2 separate regions of the Mus musculus genome follow, and region 2 is linked to region 1. Evidence: chromatin loops called from intact Hi-C (ENCODE). Cell type or tissue: heart. All regions are shown on one strand. Each heading gives the region's core, and the rest is flanking DNA. Links, peaks and the distances in the headings are about the cores only.

Region 1 (9,504 bases), core at 545-8,544:
AGCCTGGTCTACAGAGTGAGTTCCAGGACAGCCAGGGCTACACAGGGAAACCCTGTCTCGAAAAACCAAAAAAAAAAAAAAAAAAAGCTAAATAAACTCATTTAGAGGAATCCTTACTTTTGTTTCCCAGGAAATATAGGGTTTCCTTTCATGGATTCATAGATGGTTAGTGAAAGAATTTTAAGATGGTCCTAGAAGGAAGTTTGAAGAACGTTTTATGAGAATTAAGGAACAGGGCATGCAAACTGTTCATCTTGGCAGCAGCCATGAAAAGGGGGATGGAGAAGAGAAAGACACAGTCACAGATTTTGAAAAAAAAATATATTTATATTTCTTTTTGCTTGAATGTGTTAGCTCCCACGCACCACGATGATGTGAACACACGGGTTGCTTTTTTCTTGCTGTGATAAGACGCTGTGACTAAAACAACTTCTAAGAGAAAGCATGTAATTTGTGGTTTACAGCTAAGAGGGCAGGCTCATGTAGAAGACACAAGGTCCTTGTGCTCACAGACAAGTGCCCGGGGGAAGCAGGGATGTTAGACCTGCAGCCTCTTCGGCTTCTCAGTCATCCTCCCTAGACAATTATGTTGAGCATTGCTTTTCAATCAATGGGATCCATCTTTATGGAAGAGGTCACATGTACTTTACAAAGAGTTTCGAGAGGCTGGAGAGATGGTTCAACGGTTAAGAGCACTGAGTGCACTTCCAGAGTTCAATTCCCAGTAATCACATGGTGGCTCACAACCATCTGTAATGGGATCTCATGCCCTCTTCTGGTGTGTCTGAAGACAGGAACAGTGTTCTCACATACATAAAATAAATAAATAGGCCGGACAGTGGTGGCGCAAGCCTTTAATCCCAGCACTTAGGAGGCAGAGGCAGGCGGATTTCTGAATTCGAGGCCAGCCTGGTCTACAGAGTGAGTTCCAGGACAGCCAGGGCTACACAGAGAAACCCTGTCTCGAAAAAACCAATAAATAAATCTTTAAAAAAACAAGAGTTTTGGTGTAGTGACACCTTAAGCTCTGCTGTACGAATAGGAATGAGTTAATTATCACCAGGAAACAACCCCCCCCCCACACACATACCACCCACCCCCCCACCCCCAGCCCAAACTGTGCTGTGCTTAAATAAACTTCCTGGTGTCAGACTTTGGAGTGTGAACACCAGCCAGTGAGTGGACTTCCGTTTCGCCTCTTACTCTCTGCTGGCTGAGACCCCATGAGCACACCATCATATGGCACAGAGTATGACAGCAGACAGGCATGGCATGGCACAAGCGTGAAGCAGAGAAAAAGAGTTAAAACCCCAAAGCCCCCCCCCCTGCCCAGTGACACACCTCCTCCATCCTTCCCAAACACTTCCACCAACTGGAAACCCAGTATTCAGACTATGAGCCTACTACTCTTATTTCAACCACGACTCAGTTCTTTCCTTCCACCACGTGGGTCCTAGGTTACAACTTAGGCCATCAAATTTGTTGACAAGTATCCTTACCTGCTGAGCTGTGTTACTACTGAGCTGTCTTACTGGTCCAGTTGCCTTTGAACTTAGGTCCAAAGAGGCAGGCACACCTAGCAATGGAGCCGCATGGCAGAAATGGGTGAGGCTTCAAAGAAAGAGCAAGGATGTTCTGAGGGTCCATCTATTAAGAAAGGAAAGCACTTCCAAGAATAGGGGTGGACTACTGTGGTGGTACAAATGAAAATGCCCCCCACATGCCATTAGGGAGTGGCCTTGTTGGAGTGCATCACTGGGGGTGGGCTTTCAGGTCGCAGATGTTCAAGCCAAGCCAGTGTTCAACTCTCTTCCTGCTGCCTGTGAATCCAGACGCACAACTCTCAGCAACTTCTCCAGTACCACGTCTGCCCGTATGATGCCGTGCTTCCCACCATGACAACGGACTAAACCTGCAAGCTAGTCTTAATTAAATGTTTTCACTGATAAGAGTTGTGGCCATGGCTTGTATTCTCAGCAATAAAACCCTAAGCCAACTATAGAGAGAAAGCAAAAACCTCTGAGACAGGAGACCTATGACCCTTACAGCATGTTTGCAGAGCACCTATCCCCGGATGTTATGACGCCCAGATGAGGAAGGTATTCCGTCTCCTCTCCTACATGCACTTTTATTTGTATGCAAGAATGTTCGTCTGCATGTATATATTTGCAATTTGTGAATGTCTGGTACCTTGGGAGGTCAGAAAAGTGTGCTGGGTCTCCTGGACTGAAGCTATATCTGTGAGCTGCCATATGGATGCTGGTAACAGAATCCTAGACTGTCTTCTGCAAGGCAGCACATACTCCTAACTGCTGAGCAGTCTCTCCAGCCCTCCTCTGTTCGCACTGACACAGCTCCTTTCAGTGTCTCCTACTTGGCTCTGTCACAGAAGGCCTTTCTGCAGTGAGGAGATGTTCCTTCATGTCTCCTCAAGAAAGAAGAATTGGGACAGGGACCAGGTCATGAAAAGCCCATCGAGTCTTCACTAGTACACTGATATTACATTTTTAAAAATTTTTTATGATTTATTTATTATATGTAAGTACACTGTAGCTGTCTTCAGACACACCAGAAGAGGGCATCAAATCCCATTACAGATGGTTGTGAGCCACCATGTGGTTGCTGGGATTTGAACTCAGGACCTCTAGAAGAGCAGTCAATGCTTTTAACCACTGAGCCATCTCTCCAGTCCCACATTCTTTTTTTTTTTTTTTTTTTTCGAGACAGGGTTTCTCTGTGTAGCCCTGGCTGACCTGGAACTCACTTTGTAGACCAGGTTGGCCTCAAACTCAGAAATCCGCCTGCCTCTGCCTCCCGAGTGCTGGGACTAAAGGAGTGCGCTACCGGCTTCAAGTCCCACATTCTTAAAGCGAACAGAATTCATGAATGGAGAGGTGCCCGATGGCTAATAGCGCTGGCGGTTCACGCTGAGCACCTGTTCCGGTTCCCAGCCCCCATAGGGCAGCTCGCAAATCATCTGTAACTCCACTGTAACTCCACTTCCAGAGCTTCTAACAGCTTCTTCCGGTCTCTTCAGACACTGCACACGTGTGATGCACAGACACGCATTCAGGCAAAACACTCACATGCACAAAAGAAATAAACTCTCACAAAGAATAATGATAATTTTAAAAACCCAAAACAACAACAAGCCGAGACCAGGTCTGGAGAAATGGCTCAGAGGTTAAGAGCACTGACTGCTCTTCCAGACGTCCTGAGTTCAATCCCCAGCAGCCACATGGTGGCTCACAACCATCTGTAATGGAATCTGATGTGTGTCTGAAGACAGCGACTGTGTACTCAAATAAATAAATCTTAAAAAAAAAAAAAAGAGTCGATTTCTGAGACATGTCCTGATATGAAGTCATTACGCTAAATTTGATAAACTAGTTGTTAGGCTGGAACCCCTGCTCAGCCCCTGCACAACCTGGGAAACCCTGTCTGCCCTCCTTCCCCTGACCCCGCCCACACAGAGAAAACTCCCCCTGCGATTTAAGAAAAAAACTCCAGACTAACATGTCATCACTCTGACTGGGAGCTGCCCACACACGGGGTCTTTTTGACTATGTATAGGCACAATCCCAGACGTCATCACCCCGCGCACAAGACCCATAAACCCCCTTGCTTTACCCTGGATGTGCGGCTTAGATCACTGAACCCACCCAAGAGCTGCCTCCTAATCAACCTGTCTTTATTTACTTTTAATCTGATCTAAATTGGCCTATATCTGCCTCACCAAGGGAGAGAAAAAGCCTACCACGTGTCACTACATATTTCATGATTTCACTTAAATCCATGCAGAGTTGCATGGTAGTCATTAGGGGCCGAAAGGGGAGAGTGGAAGATGGATGGCTGCATTGACCTCCATTGTGGGAACACACTGAACGCCCCTAATCTGACCTTTAAAAGGTGAAGTTTACGTGTGTTTAACAACAATAAACAAACAAAATACTGCAGGGAGGTGTGGTAGTGATTCACATCTATAATCCCAGGATTTAGGAGATAGAGGCAAGAGGGTCAGGAGTTTGTCAACCTCAAGTACAAAGCAGACCAGCCTGGGTTACAGGAGGCTCTCTTTCAAAAAGAAAAACAAAGCGATTATGTGGATCTCAAGAAAATGTGGCGAGACAGGCTTTCCTCAGCTGCATCCCGTGGGGAATCCTCTTCCCTGATGAACAAGTATTTGTCCCACCCTAGGCACTGTTTTCCCCGCAAAGACAACCAGACTCGGATGAAACAGGAAAACAAGGCTGACCTGCTTGTTAATCCTGTCAACTTGACAAGATTTAGAATCCCCATGGGAACAAACCTCTGGTCAAATCCACAGGGGAGTTTCTAGACTAAGCTATTTGCAGTTCAGTGGAGAATTTGCGCAGCCTGGGCTGCTGACACTCTCTAGGTTGACTGCACGGCTCACTGACCGGCCATCATGGTTCAACTGTCTTGACAGCCACCTGTTCTGCAAGACTAGACACCAGTTTTGCTTATCTTGTGCCTCTTATTCACTCTTAAAAACAGTGAATACCACAGGTTTTAATTTTACATCCCCTTATTAATTTAAAAGTATTTAAGTTTTTACAAGCCTACAGTTAAAATATGAAGAGAAAACACAGTTGACGTGTAGGAAAAGGAGAGGATCCATCCCATACTGTAGTGTTTAATAGACAGCGGTCTATAATAAAGGATACTAAATTGTTTATCAGCAGAAGATGAACTGAACTTTTTTTCGTTTTGTTTAGTTTTTTTTTGTTTTTGTTGTTTTTTTTTTTTTTTTTTTTTCGAGACAGGGTTTCTCTGTGTAGCCCTGGCTGTCCTGGAACTCACTTTGTAGACCAGGTTGGCCTTGAACTCAGAAATCTGCCTGCCTCTGCTTTCCAAGTGCTGGAATTAAAGGCGTGCGCCACCACTGCCCGTCTGAACTTTTATAAATAAAAATATGACTATCGTTAAGACTGCAGTAAATACTCTTGCAAATCTTTTAACCTTCTCTTTACTTGTACTATTTAGCATCCCTTTCTTGACTAATTTCTACATGCTACTCGCTGCAGTACCGGGCTCCACACACACTGAATTAACGTGTCCGTGCGCTACCACTACCAGGATAAAAGCTGATGATTTTCAGGCAAACCCAAAAAGTAATTATTTTCTTCATTTTGTCCTGTAAGATTCCAGTAACATCATTACCAGCGGCCATGGATTACACTTTTGCAGTGCGATTTTCATCAGAGTTTGCCTAGCTTCTACACATCATTCTTCGCGCCAATCTTCAATCTCAAGGTCCAGCTACGCGAGGCGAGGAGCTCGCGCCCGCCCGCTCACCTACGCATGCGCCCAACGCCTGGGTCCTGCGCGCGCAGCAGGTCAGGCCCGCTCGGGCAAGCCTCTGCTGAGAATCCTAATTCGCCTTTGCCCGAGGCGGAAATGAGTGGGTGTGGCCTGGTGTTGTCGGTTCCGCCCCGGAAGTGGGCGGGGCGTTGAAGCCCGCGGCGGACTCGTAGCCTCCCAGTCGGGCTGCGGCCGAGGCCGGTCCTGGCTTTGTAGCTCACTCAAGATGGCGGCGCAGCCACCCACCGGGATCCGCCTCAGCGCGGTGAGCAGCCGCGAGGGGAGGAGCGGGCCGGGTCCCAGGAGGGCGGGCAGGCGGGCCAGCCAGGAGGTGGCAGTGGGCGGCGGCGACTCAAGGGCTGGCGCGGCGGCCGGGAGGTCGCGGCGGGGCCAAGGGTCCGCCGCCATGTCTCCTCGCTCGGAGGAGCGGCTGTAACGCGCGGCCGGTGCGCTCGCGGCATCTCGGGGCAAGCCGAGGCGGCCTCCCTCCCTCCCTCCGGCTCTGCGGCGCCCGACAGCTGTTGTGGGAGCCGCGCCCTCCGCGACCCGCCCGCCCCGGGAGCAGCCGCCGGGCCTCGTCGGGGCGGCGTGGGCTGCGGTGCAGCGCGGTTCCTGCACGCGTCCGTCCCTGTCGGTCCCGGCTCGGAGGAGCGGAGGCTAGGACTCATCTCCTCCGCTTGCTTGGCATGCCCCTGCCTTTTCGGGCCGAGCCCATTGGTGGCAAACCCTTTGGAGGTGGCTGGGAGTGGTCGCAGAAAAGGACTTACACTTTCGGGTCCAAAACATTGTGGGCGTGGCTTCACCTGATGATTCCTGCAAAGTTTTATTCTCTGCCGGCCCTGAGGTCTTAAGCGGGGAAAGTTACTTCCTTGATGTTTGAAGGATGGCTGCGGTGGCCCATGCCTGGCATCCCCAGCGCTCGGGTGACCGAAGCAGGCAAATTCTAGGACAATTTAGGGAGACAAGGGGAAGTCCTGTCTCAAAGGCAAAAAAAGCGGTACTACTGTGTTATGTAATTTCGTTGGCGAGCGGTAAGGATTTCCGGAGGTTAAAGCACCTCCCGTAGGTGCTCTTCAAGAATGCAGGTCTCCGTCCATTCATTAGGCTACTTCCGTCATTTGGGATGTGATAGCCCCAAGTGTGCATGAAGTGTTACCTAGTTTTATCGCGTCTGCCTTTTTTTTTTTTTGTGAGGTTGAGTATTCTTCACATTTTTTGTTATGTTTTGTTTTAAATTGCCTGTTAGTACGGTTTCCCCCCACACAGTTTATGTGTGTGTGTGTCTTATGCACCTGAAGATGAGGACTTCTGAACCCTCACTGCTAGTTATGAGTTGGCCCATGGGGTGCTGGTAACTGAATCCTGGTCCTCTGTAAGAGCAATTTGTGCTCTTTTGTTTGTTTGTTTGCTCTTTTGTTTGTTGACAGGGTTTCTCTGTGTAGCCCTGGCTGTCCTGGAACTCACTCTGTAGACCAGGCTGGCCTCGAGCTCAGAAATTCGCCTGCCTCTGCTTCCCGAGTGCTGTGATTAAAGGCATGTGCCACCACTGCCCGGCGCCAAAAGAGTTCTTATTCCCAGGATAGTGATAGAAATTATCCTGTGTCAATTATGAGTGACTAAGGTCCTGGAACAGGATTTAGATTCCTGTGAGTAATGGGGGTGGCGGTGGTGGTGAGTGTGTGTCTTGGGTTACCCAACAAGTGGCTGACTTCCTGATTGCCAGGCAAATGTTCTTTATGTTGCTGTATCCCCAGCCTTATAGAAGTCCTAAATCATACAACAAAATAAATGCATAGATGAGTACATTTGCAGAAGTACTGGCTGGAGGGGTCAGGTAGCAAGCAGGCAGATCTTTGCTGGGCCCAACAATACATTTGAGAGTTTTACCTAGCAAAGGGATGCTAGGTCAAATACAGAGTTGATGGTAAGTAGCTCTTAAGAGAGACTAAGAAGTCAGGCCTTGTGGTACATCTGTAATTTTATCCACTGTGGAGGCTGAGGTAGTAGGACTACAAATTCAAGGCCTGCCTGAGCTACAGAGTGAGTTCAAGGCCAGCCTAGACAACCTGTCTCAAAATAAAAAGGAAAGAGGACTGGGCTGTGTTTCAGTGGGAGAGTACTTGCCGCCATGTCTGGGGCCCAAGTTCAACTCCAGCACTTGAGGGCACTAAAGATAGCTCAAGAGAATTTTGGCTGTCATACAACATTCCATTTCTCAATCATGATGTTATGGTTAGCCAAACATATACAAGATCCTCAGTACAGATGGACCTTTAGAGAACTTCCATTCATGACAGTTAGCCTTAGGTGTTGCCACAAGTATTTGAAGTCTCTATTTTGGGTCAGGGATATATCCCAGTGTAATATAGCACACACTTAGCATGTGCTACGGCCCTTGGTTCTACTGCAGTACCAAAAATAAAATACAAATGCTATTTCTTTAAAAAGCTACATCCAAGTGACAAGGCGTAATATAAGCCCAGCACTAAGAAAGGTGAAGTGAGAGGATCAAGAGTTCCAGGCCAGCTTATACCATTTTCTTGACCCTTTACTCAATAAGAAAGATAAGCCACAGCCTAAAGAGAACTCCCAGGTTGAGTCCTGATCAGTAGAAATGGGTGAATTACATGTCTAATTGGTTCTGCATCTGAACCTTTTTCCCTCCTTACATATTGCATTCTCTGATTCTTCAAAGTTGAAGGGCCAGGAAAACGGCTCAGTTTGGTAAAGTGCACTCGGTGAAATCATGAAGACCTTAGGTCAGGTCCCCAGCCCCCAGGAACGTGTCTATAATCTCAGCACTAGGGAGGTAACTGACTGGATCTCATTAGCCAGCCAATCTAGACAGACTAGTGAGCTCTAGGTTTAGTGGGAGACCCTGTCTCAAAAATAAGACTAGTGAGATCGAGGTCGAAGATACTCTCAAGCTAGCCTCTGGCCTCTACTTTCGTGTTAAGCCCCACAAACCCACCACAAAAAGATTGAATTGATACTGGGCACTCTTGAGGCTGAGACTGGAGGGTAACAAATTCAAGACCAGCCTGTAAGACTTAGTAAGACCCTGTCTCAAAATATGAGAAAGAGGACTGGGCATATAGCTTAGTGGTAGAGCACTTGGCCTGGTGTGGGAAAGACTCTAGAACCATCCTAAAGGAACAGAAAAGCTTGGCCTGTCCCTGTAAGCCAGCACTCAGGAGGCAGAGGCAAGCTAGGGTAACATAGGGAAACCCTGTTGAAACGAGGAAGCAAGCAGACCAAATTCCTTTAAGTTGGCAGTGTTGGCAGATGGTGTTCTTGAGACCCTGGGTTCTTCCCCATTGCTGTAACGATGTTCAGTTAAGCACAGTGGCTGTTTGGAAACTTCAGCATTGTCTTTCACTGTCTGCTTTGGGTTCCTGACGGTTTGAAACTTTTACCTTATGAACCAGATCCAGCCTGGCACCTGTATGTATGACCTGTGATCTAAAAGTGAGCATTCAGAATGTTCGAAAAAAAAAAGTTGTAGGACGTGACATAAATTTTAGTGCTCATAGTTTTATTGTAGACACCGTGTACAGTTTACATATAACTGTGACCTGCTTGGAGTAGGGGAGAAGCTAAGACATGAACTTTTCATTTATCAAAGGCCATAGAACTAAGCTGGGCAGTGGTGGCACACACTTCTGATCTTAACTCTTGGGACGGTAGGGGCAGGCGAATCTCTTGAGCTCAAGGCCAGCCTGGTCTACAGAGTGAGTTCCAGGGCGTGGGACATGGAAGGGCAACATTCTTCAGTGTGTCATTTCTAGGCTATTCTACACACATTTTAGAGTCATTTAGGAGGTCTGAGATCCTAGCATGGAGTGCAGAGTGCTAAATAAACATTTTTCATTTTCTTCTGTTGTTTGGTGGCTTTTCTCCACCCTCAGATAGATCCCTGTGCCTCCAGCTGATACAGGTGCACTGCTCACCCGCTCCTGAGGTGTGGCATTACTTCATTTACTTATTTTTGGTGGAGTTGGTTTGTTCTCTTTTTTTGTTGTTGTTTTTTCGAGACAGGGTTTCTCTGTGTAGCCCTGGCTGTCCTGGAACTCACTTTGTAGACCAGGCTGGCCTCGAACTCAGAAATCTGCCTGACTCTGCCTCCCGAGTGCTGGGATTAAAGGCGTGTGCCACCATGCCCGGCGGTTTGTTCTCTTT
Region 2 (9,504 bases), core at 404-8,403, 50 kb after region 1:
TTGGTTTGTGTCCCTGATTGATCTAGAACTCATTATATAGGCCAGTCTGTCTTAGAACCGTGTGGCGATCCACCTAACTGCCTCATGAGTGGGATTATAGGTGTGTGCAGTGCAATATAGTGTCTAGCAATGAAAGCATATTTTAAACGGTTGCCTCGTTAATCACAGCTGCCACCAGTGATGAGCCATTGTTCCATAGCTCTTTGATGAGTGTTCCCAAACACTACACTCAAGGAGCAAGCAAGGAAGGGGAGACAAGAGTATTCTCCTGTGGGAATTGTGGTGGAGTGATGGTATGGAGCAAAGACTACCTCATGCTCTGAGGGCAACTGCCATTGAATTCCTGAGGTGGCTGCAGAAATAGACACATTCATATACTTGCTGCATATGAGTCTCCGTTTACACAAGATTCTCAGCAAGGTGTTGGTAACAGTTGAGCATCACTCCTTGAGAAGGTTCAAGACACGCATCACTCCACTGACAGACAACAAGAGGCCTTGGAACACAGTGCATCTTCATTGTTTTCTGTTGCTGTGTAGGGGTTGGAAACAGCCTTGCATATGCTTTGTCTTGTTTGTTTAAGATTTATTTAATGTATGTGAGTACACTGTCACTGTCTTCAGACACACCAGAAGAGGGCATTGGATGCCATTACAGATGGTTGTGAGCCACCATGTGGTTGCTGGGAATTGAACTCGGGACCTCTGGAAGAGCAGTCAGTGCTCTTAACCGCTGAGTCATCTCTCCAGCCCCCAGCTTTGTCTTTTAATATGTCAGACCCTGCAAATGAACAAATACCACATTTCCTTTTCAAATACATGTGCAGTGTGGATTCTTTGCAGAGAATGCTGATAAGGTTAGAGTGTGTGTACATTTTCCTGGATGATGTTCAAAGGATGTTGCAGCGAGTTACATCTCTTGGTGTAGCAAGTACATGAGTGGTTCTCTAATTTGCTGTATAGGCAAAAGCGGCAGATGTTCTCCTTGGATGGAAGTGTTTGTTGCCTTCTGTCTTGTTTCATGTTTCCTGAGACAGTTTCTCTGTGTAACAGCCCTGGCTGTAGTGGAACTCACTGTGTAGACCAAGCTGGCCTCCAACCTGCCTGGGATTAAAGGTGTGCACCTCTACTGTCTGGCACCTCTACTGTCTGGCAGTATTTCTGGGTTTTTTTGTTTTGTTTTGTTTTGTTTTGTTTTGTTCTGTTTTTCTTTGCCTGCTCCTTATCTTATCTTCTTTGCTGCTGTAATGAAACCAAAACCTTGTGCATCCAGGCAGCTATGTGGAAAAACACTTACGTTAGCTCCTAGATGAATTCATTGACATGAGAGTCTCTGGATTCCTGATATGAAATCCTATATCCTTCCTTGAATTTGTTTTTCTTTTTTTGGGGGGCGGGGAGGTGTGAACCACATTTCCCAAAACTCTGAATGTCAGCTTGGTGGAAAGGAAAGTGTAACTACATCCATTGCTTCTCAGAATTAAGTTTCTTGGTTACATTGTTAATTTTATGGCTCTGGTCTTGAAGTTGAGTGGGGAATTGTAAAGTCAAATTGGCTGTCACAGCAACCACCACTAAACCATAAACAAGGATCTTTTGTAACCTGCTGATAATTAAGCAGGACTCCAAAAAAATAATAAATAAATAAATAATTGTAGATAGTCCTAGGGTTCTGTGTAACACGCTTTGAGTGGCCATCAAAAGCCAAAGAGATTGTAGTAGTGAAACTCTGGGATTTGTCTACTAGAAAAATTTTATCATCCAGATGAAGTCCATCTTCAAGATGTGCTTACATGCTGGACAGGGGTTGTGAGCCCAGCCTGGTCTACAGAGCCAGTTCCAGTACAGCCAGGGCTATACAGAAAACCCCAAAATAATAATAAAAATAATGTGAAAAATAGGGGCTGGAGAGATGGCTCAGCGGTTAAGAGCACTGACTGCTCTTCCGAAGGTCCTGAGTTCAAATCCCAGCAACCACATGGTGGCTCACAACCATCTGTAATGAGATCTGGCGCCCTCTTCTGGAGTGTCTGAAGACAGCTACAGTGTACTTACATACATACAATAGTAAATAAATCTTTAAAAAAATAAAATAATGTGAAAAATAAAAGGATGTGCTTGTACAAGACAACAGGTTATATCTACTGCATTCCTTTCCATGGGCTTCAAGAAATAATCAGTCTCCTGTCCGTTCAGTTCACGGGCTCTTCATTTGACATGAGTAGTGTGGTGTGGTGTGACACCTAGTCCTTGGAAGCCCAGGCACAGTCAGCACAGCCTATTTGAGTTCCAGGGTGATGAGAGGTCCTGTCTGAGAGGGGGAGGGGAGGGAGGTGGTCAGCCTTTCAGGAACAACACTGAAGTTGTCCTCCAACCTCCACATAAATGCACACACACGTCTACGCACAGAGACAAAGGCAAGAAGTATGCCACTCTGTCGGGGTGTGTTTTTTTGTCACCCTAGAAGAGTTTTTCACAGAGACTTTAAAACTTTACACTCGTGATTGGGACTGAGCTTGCGTAACTAATCTTGTTGGCAGTGTCATTCATACCTGTGGGTAATGATTCTGATTGTTTTCATCTTGATGTCCTCAGCAAGTCCTCTTCAGCCCTACCACCTCCTTTCCTGGGATCACATTTTGGTTTTGCTTTGTGATGAATTTAAGCTATCCAGGGCCATCTGTGTGTGACCGTTGGGTTGGGACTATCCAAGCAAAGGTAACGGTTTCCTCTTTCCCTGACAGTAATAGTCTAGCAGTCAGGCGTGGTACCTGCAGAGCCTCCACCCCAACCCTGACTCTGCTTGACTACTGGCTGTCCTGTTCTTGTGCACACTTGTTACAGCTGATGACCACAGTACTCTTACCACACTAGCTCTGACACTGCAGTCCCCATCCCTGCAATATCCCCTAAGCTGTAGAGGGGATAGCATAGATGCCTGGTTTAGGGCAGGTCACTCATCTGCCACTTATTTTGAACTTTGTAGAGGCGTGACTCTGCATTCACTACCAATTGTTGGAAAGAGAATTCCTTAAGGCAGCTGAGAGTAGCATTAGTCTGTGGGTGCAAAACCAAATATAAGACAGTTTTATGGGCTGGTGAGATGGCTCAGTGGGTAAGAGCACCCGACTGTTCTTCCGAAGGTCTGGAGTTCAAATCCCAGCAACCACATGGTGGCTCACAACCATCCGTAACGAGATCTGACTCCCTCTTCTGGAGTGTCTGAAGACAGCTACGGTGTACTTACATTAAATAAATAAATAAATCTTAAAAAAAAAAAAAGACAGTTTTACATGATCGGTTCAGCCAAACAGTATTCAAGAGCCCACACCATTTCCAGTTAGCTCTCAGTCATGGTGTCTCTTGCCAGAAATAGAAAAGTAACTAAGACATGGGCACATCTTTTTGTGATGGTTGCCCAAATAGCAGTGGTACCACTACTACACAAGTGGACACATCTTATTTTTTTGTTCAGAGCTCCTGGAAAGAACCTATTAGTTCTAGAATACATACATACATATGTATATGTGTATGTATATATTAGAGTACATATATATTATGTGCATATATACTAATATACTCCTATGTATAGGAGTATATTGTATATATTCTAGTGTGTGTGTATATGTATATGTATATACATATATACATACATACATACATACTTGATATACATATGTACACACACATATATACACATACACATATGAGGCAATAGCTATGATACGTTCTCCAGAAGTCCTGCTGCGATTAACTGGTCACACTGTTGGGCTGACATTTGGAGCACAAGCATATTTGCATATTTGCAGAACAGGCAGCTGACAAACCACTTTTCCATGAGGACTGAAAAATTGATGAACTCTTGGGCTTTTCAAAGCATTGGGCTCCTGATAAGGAAATGGAGTCTAATACACAACTCTAAGAATACATTCCTCAGCCGGGCGTGGTGGCGCACACCTTTAATCCCAGCACTTAGGAGGCAGAGGCAGGCAGATTTCTGAGGTTGAGGCCAACCTGGTCTACAAAGTGAGTTCCAGGACAGCCAGAGGTATACAAAGAAACCCTCTCTCCAAAAACAAAAAAAACAAAACAAAACAAAAAAAGAATACATTCCTCAAGTGCAAACCAGGAAGCCATATGACCCATGTTAATAATTCAGATAGAAATGGCTTGGGTTTACTGATGTTGATAAGTGAGTTCTTAGACAAAATGGCACTGAGAAACATTTTTGTGATTTGGTAATTACATTAAGATGATGTAGCTTTCTGACACAGTTTCTACACGGTAGATCTAGAGTGGATAGTTGGATTGTTTTTCCTGCAGAATCTTTCTATCTTGTATATTTTTATTTTGTTGTAAACCTATTCTGTATTTTTAATGTAGAAGGTATACCTTGGGGCCAGGATGTAGTTCAACTCAGGAAGCGAGCGCAAGACCCTGGTGCATACATCAGCAGTGTATAAATCAGGCATGGTGGTGCATGCTGCAATTCCAGCACTCAGGAAGTAGTCAGCAGAAGAAGCAGAAACTTAAGGTCATTCTCAGGTGAGGTGACATCGTGTTTGAGAGCTATATAATGGGTTGGGATACAAGAGACCTTGTCTCCAAAAAAAAAAAAAAAAGCATAAATGTATGTGAGTACACTGTACAGGCTGTACAGGTGGTTGTGAGCCTTAATGTGGTTGTTGGGAATTGAATTTTTAGGACCTCTGCTTGCTGCTCTGGCACAAAGATTTATTATTATACATAAGAACACTGTAGCTGACTTCAGATGTACCAGCAGAGGGCATCAGATCTCATTACGGGTGGTTGTGAGCCACCATGTGGTTGCTGGGATTTGAACTCAGGACCTTCAGAAGATAGTGGCTGAGTAATCTCACCAGCCCAATTTTTTTTTAAAGATTTTTAAATTTTATGTGTGTGAGTTTTGCCTGTATGTATGTGTCTTAGGATTTAATTGCTATGAAGAGACACCATAATCAAGGCAACTCTTATAAGGACAACATTTAATTGGGGCTGGCTGACAGGTTCAGAGTTTCAGTCCATTATCATCAAGGCATGGCAGCATCCAGGCAGGCATGGTGCAGGCAGAGCTGAAGGTTCCACATCTTGATCTGAAGGCTGCTAGGAGAAGACTGGCTTCCGGGCAGCTAGGATGAGGGTCTTATAGCCCATACCCACAGTGACACACCTACTCCAACAAAGCCACACCTTCTAATAGTGCCACTCCTTGGGCAAACCATATACAAGCCATCACAGTATGTATGCATGTGCACCATATGTGTGCCTGGTGCTTTTGGAGGTCAGAAAAGGGTGTTGGGTTAACTGGAACTGTGTCATGATCCACCATGTGGGTTCTGGAAACTGAACCCAGGGCCTTGACCAAAGCAGCCAGTGCTCTTACATGCTGAGTCCTCTCCAGCTCTTGAGATCATTTCTTTATAAAAACCCAACTTTCGCCGGGCAGTGGTGGTGTATGGCTTTAATCTCAACACTTGAGAGGCAGAGACAGGTGAATTTCTGAGTTCGAGGCCAGCCTGGTCTACAGAATGAGTTTCAGGACAGCCAGGGCTGTACAGAGAAACCCTGTCTTGGAAAAAAAAAAAAACAAAAACAAAAACAAAAACAAAAAAAACCTTAACTTTCATATGCTGGCCTGTAAGAAGTCAAAACCATAGGAGACAAGAATCTTTAAAAAATATGTGACATTATTGAGAAGGTCATGGTGGATAAATTAACCATTACATAATTGGAATGGAAGTTCCTACACATTCATGAGGCTGGCCTCAATCTTGCTGTGTAGTTAAGGTTGACCTTGAACTCCTGATCATCTTCCCATTTCCACCTTCAGAGTGTTGGGATTACCATCATAACAACCATTCTAGGCGTCTGTCACATCGCTAAGAGAGGGCGAAGGCATTGCTGTTTTATTGACATTTTGAAACTCCAGAGCCATTTTGAGATATTTGGTGGGGCAGGACAGCTCTCAAATATCCACTGCCTGGGACACTCTTATTTGGTTATATTAGATGAGTCCCAAAGTTTCCCATCTGCCCTATAAGAAATGTTATATATTTTTTGTTTAGTCTTTAGTTCAGGCTGGCCTGGAACTCTCTGTAGCTGAGGATAACCTTCCTCTTAGGGTCCTCTGGAGTGCTGAGATCACCGGCAGGGGCTGGTGACAGAACCGCTGCTGTTGGCTAAGCGTGCAATCAGCTGCCTGCGTCTCTAGTCCCGCTTTTCTTTCTAGACCGTAAATTCCAGGCGGGAAGATCTGTCCGATGAGCATGTGACACTGACGCGTGGTAGGTAGGACGTCTTGCATCTCGGGTTAGCACGTCAAAGCTGGACGAGCCTGGACTCCTCCGAGGCGCGGGAATGGGATTCCCAGTCCCGCCCAACAGGAGCCACGAGCCGCGACAGCCCCGCCCACGAGAAAGAAAAGAGCCCAGAGCTCCGCCCACCGGAAGCCAAGGTGCCGGGAGATTGCTGGCCACTGGGAGGAGGGATGCCCTGGACCCTCCCATTCAGAGACTTTGTCTTGTGACAGCCCCGCCCACGCGGAGGCGGGACGCCCCGGAACTCCGCCCCGAGGAGGCGTGACCGGAGGCGTGGCCTGCGGCGCGCGGGAAGCTGCGGGCTGTGGCGGCCCCGGGTGGACCGAGTTACTGCAGGTAGGTTTGCTGATACCCGGCTTCCGCGCTTCTGACCTGGGTTGGGCTGCAGCTCCTCACCGGGGCCGTGAGTTCTGATCTCAGCGCGGGCGCAGGCAGAAGGCAGTTCGTCCCAGACCACAGTCCCCACCGGGACCGGGACTCGCGCGCCTTCCGCCAGGCCGGGTTGGGCCGCCCGGACCCGCGCCCCTCCCCGTGAACTCCCTCCCTTGCTGCTCCCCGGGATGATAGCCAGTACTCCGGTACCGGTCTCTGGGACCCCACCTCAACACGATGCTCTGTGCTGCCCGTCCTCGCCTCCGTCTGGGGTGTTTGGTTTCTTTCTCTTCCGGAACCGTACACTGGTGGAAGTCTCTCTACCTGCGGGAGCATTTTAGCTGAAGATTGCAGGTGTCTGAGCCGTCGGCGTCGCTAATGGCTTCTGTGCTCTTTCCCCGGCTCGCCCTTCATGTTCCAGGGTCGCTGTTTAACTCTTTGCTAACGTTTCCAGCCTCCCTTTGCCTGGCGGAAACTCTGGAGGATGAAAGTGATCACGTGTGAAATCGCCTGGCACAACAAGGAGCCAGTGTACAGCCTGGACTTCCAGCATGGGGCAACCTGGAAGATCCACAGGCTGGCATCCGCGGGGGTGGACACCGCCGTCAGGGTAAATGGACAGGCGGGAGGATACGGGGAGGTTCTACGCGGAGCTCACGTTTTCATTCCTTTGTTTAAAACTGAAGGCAGCAACTCAAGTCGGGTTGCCACCTAGTCCAGTGTACTAAGTTCTGAGGCCTGGGGAAAGCAAGGAATGCTGAGAAGATTAGCTTTCTTAACATTTGCTACATTGTTTTTGTTTGTTTTGTTTGTTGTTTCAAGACAGGGTTTCTCTGTGTAGCCCTGGCTGTCCTAGAACTCTGTAGACCAGGCTGACCTCGAACCCTCTGACTCCCAAGTGCTGGGAATAAAGGCGTGGGCCACCACGGCCCGGCTATTTGCTACATTGTTACAAGTGGGTTCTCAGTATTTTAGAATACTAAACTAGGAAGAGCTCTGTGGTGCCAGGCATGTATCCCCAATACCCATACGGTACAGATCTGAAGTTTGAGATTCTCAACAGTAGTGAGTTTGAGTCCAGCCTGGGCTAGGTGAGACCTTGTCTCAAAATAGTAATACTGAGCCTAGCTCCTGTGCTCTGTGCTTTGCCCATTTGCTCTAAAGAACTGGAAGAGGGGAATAGCAGGTAAGGGGACTGATGGTGTGCATTTCTGCTAATACTTCCTTTGATTTACAAAGTTTCAAAAAAGAAATTGCATTTTCTGCCAGAAGATAAGTTGTTGTCTCCTGGAAGGGAGTTAGGAGGTGGCTAGTGTGTTTCTGCAATGTATGCTTTGCTGTCGACAGATCTGGAAGTTGGAGAGGGGGCCAGATGGGAAAGCCATTGTGGAATTTCTCTCCAATCTTGCTCGACACACCAAAGCTGTCAATGTTGTACGCTTTTCTCCAACTGGGGAGATTTTAGCATCTGGAGGAGATGGTAAGTATTGTCCTTATTAATCCTTAAACCTGACACGAATCTCCTGTCTAATAATGACATTTGAGCTGGGTTGACATGGACCAGTGATCACAGCATGTTGGAGGCTGAGACAGGAGGACTGAGAGTTCAAGACCAGGCCTGGCTAAATAGTAACAGTCTTTTCAGGGAAAGAGAATAGGACTGTGAGATCTGAGCTTATTGTATCTATTCCCCTGGCTGCCTTTCAGCTCACTAAACAGGTAACATTTTGGGAGTGTGTCAGAGATGGAAGATGAAGGACACCCATTAAACTCAGAAGATATATCTGAAAATAGTTCTTTCTCCATTTGTTGCCTGCAGGCTGGTTGGGTGTGGTAGATCTGTCAGCATCCCAGGGGCTTGTCTGGTTGTCAGAGTCAGCACTGAACCTCTGTGTAATTAATGGGCTTCGGGAATGTTTAGAATTTGTGCCTGTTTGGGGTAGATTAATTTGTATTGTGCACCTGTTTTTAAATGAGATAAAAGAATACAGAAAAAGTAATCCTTATACCGTACATTAAATACTCTAGACAACAGTAGAAAGTAAAACAAACCTTAGTTTTGGTTTGGAAAAAGAGGAATAGTTGCGTTCTGCGCCCTAATGCCCAAAATATGTGGGGTGTGAGTGTCTGTGTACATGCATTCATTGTACACGCACACCACATGCATGCATTCACATATTTGTTGTAAGTGGAACAGCTTTGAGGGGGCAATAGGCTGTCTCCTATAAGGTGGCCCTAGGGCAGTTCCCCATTACAAAGTCCCTTAGCCTCGAAGACCGAAACCTCCCTTTAGTCGGCTCATGAAGAGTGTTGATCTGTCCAGCCATCTCATCTCTAGCAGGCTCCCTGACGAGCTATGTATGTAGCTAGGCTTCCGGGTAGCTTTGAGTGAGCTCTTTTTGTCTGTATTTCCTGCTCCCTCCTTCACTGGCCTAAAAGGATCGCGTTACACAGTGAACCTATAGTCACCTCAGGAGAAATTGTCAGGTTCAGACCATTGCTCCGTCAGGCTGACATGGCTGATGTGCCCATATGATACTGTGAAGAAATGTGTGGCTTACCATGTCCAGGCCACTGAGCTGTAGGTGCTTCATGAAGATTCCCACACTCAGTCCTGACAGGGGCACTGTGAAGTGGGTGTGCATCAAGATGGAGCTCTGCAGGCACAGTCTGCAGACCCTTGCCTCTCTTCCTCCTGACCAGCCATCTCTAAGGCGTTCTCTAGAGTCTCAGTGAGGGCGGTTATTTTGCCCGGAAGCTTACTGACATGTGTGGTGATTCTAGACGGGATCTGT

Evidence for each region. Hi-C counts contacts between places; a loop is a spot of excess contacts. Peaks named below come from ENCODE experiments on the same cell type or tissue, not always from the same donor. Only the 100,000 strongest peaks of a DNase experiment are listed, where the experiment ranks them.
Region 2: a loop joins it to region 1, with 3 times the contacts of the local background. A loop is called at or near these places in 9 of 42 quality-filtered maps.

Annotation. Positions count from the first base shown.
Region 1 is chr16:93,826,759-93,836,262 of GRCm38, forward strand. It overlaps Morc3 (microrchidia 3), which reads left to right and starts at 5,363. Exons shown (of 17, transcript NM_001045529.3): 1 at 5,363-5,590. The coding sequence starts at 5,552. It overlaps Gm30881 (a long non-coding RNA gene), which reads right to left and starts at 6,334. Exons shown (of 3, transcript XR_876266.3): 1 at 6,093-6,334. In heart, for the core only: no CTCF peak of the experiment used is centred there; DNase peaks (open chromatin) are centred at 5,433 and 6,133; H3K4me3 peaks cover 2,152 bases; H3K27ac peaks cover 1,432 bases.
Region 2 is chr16:93,877,303-93,886,806 of GRCm38, forward strand. Chaf1b (chromatin assembly factor 1, subunit B (p60)) reads left to right here and starts at 6,599. Exons shown (of 14, transcript NM_028083.4): 1 at 6,599-6,673; 2 at 7,164-7,319; 3 at 8,057-8,189. The coding sequence starts at 7,194. In heart, for the core only: CTCF peaks have their summits at 2,033 (motif pointing left) and 4,792 (motif pointing right); a DNase peak (open chromatin) is centred at 6,589; H3K4me3 peaks cover 2,540 bases; H3K27ac peaks cover 1,852 bases.